Linked DNA regions of Homo sapiens: region 2 is linked to region 1. Evidence: read pairs that join two places in POLR2A ChIA-PET (ENCODE). Cell type or tissue: endothelial cell of umbilical vein. All regions are shown on one strand.

What was found. ChIA-PET counts read pairs that join two places held together with the same protein. Peaks named below come from ENCODE experiments on the same cell type or tissue, not always from the same donor. Only the 100,000 strongest peaks of a DNase experiment are listed, where the experiment ranks them.
Region 2: POLR2A ChIA-PET joins it to region 1 with 5 read pairs; 1 of 35 experiments calls an interaction of 5 or more read pairs at or near these places.

What each region holds. Positions count from the first base shown.
Region 1 is chr3:144,228,067-144,230,566 of GRCh38, reverse strand. LOC105374140 (a long non-coding RNA gene) reads right to left here. Exons shown (of 8, transcript XR_007096124.1): 1 at 1-2,500. Among named protein-coding and RNA genes, the nearest start is that of DIPK2A, 260 kb to the right of the region's middle. In endothelial cell of umbilical vein, no CTCF peak of the experiment used is centred here; a DNase peak (open chromatin) is centred at 976.
Region 2 is chr3:144,676,007-144,678,506 of GRCh38, reverse strand. No RefSeq gene overlaps it. Among named protein-coding and RNA genes, the nearest start is that of DIPK2A, 710 kb to the right of the region's middle. In endothelial cell of umbilical vein, no CTCF peak of the experiment used is centred here; a DNase peak (open chromatin) is centred at 1,286.

The sequences.
Region 1 (2,500 bases):
ATGAGAAAGTCAAGGAGAGCTGGAGGTAACCAGTTAGGTCTTCACACTTCAGAACACACAAGAACTCAAGTCTTTTCACATATTCCTCACATCTCATGGAACCAGAAGAGATAATTCATTCCCAAGGTAAAACTGAGTGTCACCTGGTGAATAAAGCAGGTAAAAAATATTAGCATGAAGTAACATCTGCTGCTATCACAATGAAATAGTGGCACATAGATTATCTTAAAGTGACATAATACCCAGGAAGATGAAACCAATGTGTGGACAGAAGCTCTGAGTAACTGCCTCTATGTTCCTGTGCCCTCTTTAGCTGCTTGCTAAAAATTGTTAGCCCAGACCTGTGAATCACTGGAATTGCTGCAAAAATTGCCAAAGTAACCTCTGAGAAGCAGGTGGTAATGAAGGCTTCTGTCCAGATGCCAGAATCCCATATGCTTGCCAATCTGTGTTTCCAGCATGCACCATTATACTTAAAATTATATTTTCCTTTTCCTGCCCATGTTCACTCTACCATAATTAACAAGGTTCTAATACTTCTTTAGAAAAAAAGAAACATCACAGCCTATTTGCCTTCTCTTAATAAAAATAAAGGTAAAAAAGGCAGTGTCAGACACCTTCAAACCTTCAACCTAAGCTACAACTCCAGTATTCGGTGCTTAAGTAAGTGATTGTCATCAGTCTTTCTGCAGTTTTTTATTTCAACTGTGCCATTGTCTTGTCTGGGCACCTCAGTACTGAGAGAACCACTCTCTGATTTCCTTTCCAAGTCTACTAGAAAAAAAAAAAAATATATATATATATAGTTTCTGGAAAAAAATTAGTCACACTTTTTTTTCCAGAATGGGAAGAGAGAATGTTAAACAAGCAGGTTTTCCACTTCAGAACAATAGATTTCCCAAGCCAGCAATGCCAACTAATATACCCCACACATCATAACCACAAAACTTTTGGCATCCTCCCAGAACTTGCGCTTCTAGATATAAACAACAATAAAAGTTTGAGTGATCAACATCCAAGGTTATATGTCACCAGGAGGATTGAAGTATTTGCCAAACTTAGGTTGACCTTTTTGGGAGCTCAGAGATGTTATGGTTCAGAGGTCAGTCTTTCTAATCATTGTTTTTTCTACTGACTTGTTTACTTTGTCTTTGCCCAGACTGCCCAGCCCCTCCAGGATCTGGCACCACTGGTTATGGAAAATGTCCAAAGCTTCACAACAAGTTGTGTATTTCTGCAAAAGTCAATTTAGCATTATATCCCAATGTAAGGCTCTGAGTGCCACAAATCATTATAAACAGCATTCTCTTACACTCCTTGCCCTATTTTCTCATAGTTTCAGTACAATATCTGCACGCAATATTAGAAAAGAAATACCCTTAAACATGCAACCATTCAACAACAACAACAACAAGGATTAAATTGCTTTCAATGAATATTTTGGAGTTGTAGAATAGTATGTTGATTGTATTAGTAAATCTAAAACAATGTGGGGCTTTTGGGTTTGGTATAGAGAGGTATGATGTTTAGAAAAAGGTTACATTGAGACGTGGATTTCAATCAGCAATTTAAAAGTACACATGATGGCACTTTAATTACATCTTAATGATTAAATCTTAAAAATGATGCTAATTTCAGTCAAAATAACTTTTGAAGATGTTTTTCTTGCCTGCAGCTATCTGAATACATGATAGGCAGGAAATGGGAAAAGAGAATAAAAAGAGACAGTATTCTAACCACATAAAAGTGTAATTGGGTTTTTTGTTTTTTTTTAATTAAATAATAGTTGTACATATTTATACGGCAAATGCAATATTTTGATACAAGCATACAATGTGTAATGATCAAATCAGGGTAATTACAGTATCCATCATGTCAAGCATGTATTATTTCTTTGTGTTAGGAACATTCCAATTCCACTCTTCTGGTTATTTTGAAATACACATACATTATTGTTAACTATAGTCACCTTATTGTGGTACCAAATACTGAATCTTATTCCTTCTATCTAACTATATTTTTGTACCCATTAACCAGTCTCTCTCTATTCCCTCCTTCCCAGCTTCTGGTAAACATCATTCTACTCTCTGTCTCCATGATATTTTTTTTCTCTTTTTATTTAGCTCCCACATATGAGTAAGAATATGCAATATTTGTCTTTCTGTGTCTGGCTTATTTCACTTAACATAATATCCCCCAGTTCCATCCACATTGTGGCAAATGATAGGATTTCATTCTTTTTATAGCTGGATAATATTCCATTGTGTGTATATATATCACATTTTCTTCATTCACTTATCTGTTAACGGACACTTAGGTGAATTCCATATCTTGGCTATTGTAAATGGCACTACAATAAACATGGGCACATAGATATCGCTTCAATGTCTTGATTTTCTTTCTTTTAGATATATACCCAGCAGTGGGATTGCTGGATCACATGGTATTTCTATTTTTAGTTTTTGTGAGGACCCTCCATATTGTTTTCCATAATGGCTGT
Region 2 (2,500 bases), 450 kb before region 1:
TTATATATATTACATATATTTTACGAAATATTTGATTAAAAATAAAATTAAAAATTACAATTATTTCCCATGAGAAATCCCAATTATTTCCCAATAATTCATATTTGAGTGAAAACTAAAATAAATAATATATAAAATAAACAAGTAAACATGGCCAGAGGTTTAAACTTATGAATCAAAATAATAAGTATAATTGTCAATTTTTCTCAAAAGTGACATATAAACAAAAGTCACATCTGACAAAAGCTGAAGAAACAAATCAAGTAAGTGGATGTTTTAGATGAAAATAATTTAAGTCAAAGAGCATTTAAATGGGAAGAGCACCAAATGATAAAATAAATCATCAGCCTTCATGCATTTAACAACATAGTGTTGAACCATGGAAAGTGTAAGTTGAGAAACATATATATGTTGTAGAAAATAGCATTTGAGGTTATAGTCATACTATGTCAGAGTATAATAAATAATAATGTTTTAAATTAAGGTTGTTTTATAAATAAGCACAATTTTATGTGTAGTCTGTATCAATTAGGTTTTCCTGTGTTTAAAAAAAATACATAAAAACGTAATGGCTTATTAAACAACTGTTTAGCTCTTGAGACTGTGGTTTCTTCCAGGTGGCTTTTCTGCTCCTCTCCACCTGGGTTACTTCTGCATCTGCAGTCAGCTGCCAATAGATTAGACAATGTCGCTATTATGAACTGGTTGACTGTCTGCTTGTGTAATGGTAACAACTGAACCATATGCTACCGTTATCCAACAGGCTGTCCTGGGCTTGTTCATAGGATGGTGGAGGATTTCCAACATCTGCAAGTGACAGCACTTTACAGGTCTTTGTTTCCATCACATGTGTTCTTATCCCATTGTTTAGCCTAAAGTGTGTCTATTGCAGTTATTCTCTTCCACATCACCACTGTATATTAGGAGAATAGATACAATACACACACCTATTAAAAATGAATAAGAATGAGAGGCACATGACAATCCCTGTTCATGGCAATTTTGAAATCCAGACAGCAAGTATTGGCAGATGCCCTTACTTCAAGGACAGAGCACAATTTTCTATTAGGACTATGTTCTGCTCCCTGGGAGTAGATTATCAGTATCATGCCCTCTAATGCTCTCTTGGAGTGGCTTCTTCATTCATCATTGTTCTCCATGGCTCTTGGCTCTGACTTCTGGGACCTTAGCTTGCTGTCTTGGACATTCTTCACATTCCATAAGAATTATTCCATGTTTGCATCTGACTAGCTTCATCAGCCAGGTTCCTGGCCGTAAGAGTTTGGGGATTCAAAAGTCTCTTCATTTTGAGCAATCTCTGTAAATTTTAGTCCAGGCTAGCAGTGTATTTGCCAAAAAAAAACTCTCTTAAATACTGTTTTGAGTTTATATGCATCTTATGTGTGTCCTCTTCATGTCTCAAAGAAAACAACCATAGCAGCTTTTCTTTCTTTTTTCTTTTTTTTCTTAATAATGTAACAGGCCTCTCTACAATTTGGGCATATTTAGCTTTAGTGGGTTATTAATGACCTTAAGATCCATAGAAGCACTTTTATCAAAGTGAGAAGGTATACTAGGTATTGTTTTAATTCTTTCAGAGATTTTAACAAAAGGACTTATATTTAACAAATTGTTATATTTAACAAAATGAGCCTAGCTATGTAGTTTGAGTTAATTTTTACTCTGAGGTCATTTTTTACTTTAAGAATATTTTCATGGCTGAGAGTCTGGAATTGAAGAGCAGTTTTATTTTCTAACACAGCAAATTTTGGTCCCTCTATAGTCCCTCTAGATTCTGCATGCAAATTAAACTGTTCTTTCTTTAGCTCATCTCTCTCTTCTTTTTTTTTTTTTTTTCACACACAGCTAAAAGAATCCAACTGACATTTTAAACATTATGCCTGGAAATCATCTTCACTACTAGATGCAGTAGGTTTATTTTCTTTTAATTTACTGCAGGCAATTTTTGTTCTATCTCAAAACATGTGTTGCCATTTTTTCAACCTACTATAGCAGCTTTATCTCTGCTATTATAGCTTCCACTACTAGCTGTGGCCAGGACTAGGATAAATCAAGCGAGACATCTATGGTGAAAAATTTAAGATAGATAATCACACTCAATGTTGTGCTTGTATTACCGCCATAAATTGTATACTGTAGATGTCTTACTCTTAAGGATTCATTTCAGTACATATTGTAATTTTTAAGAATTTATTATGATTTATTCACCATTTCTCCAGTCTCCTAAAGGTAACGCCGCATGTTCTAGGTTTTTGTTATGGTAGCACCCTACTCTAAGAACCAATGTCTGTATCAGTTAGCCTTTTTTGTATAACAAACTATCCTAAAATTTAGTGACTTATGTAACAGTCATTTATGTGCCCCATGATTTTGCAGATCTGCAATTTGGGCTACCTGCAGCCAATTTGAGCCTGTTAAGTCCAGCTTGGATCATTCATTCATTGAGTCAGCTGTCAATAATCTAAGTGACTTTTCACTG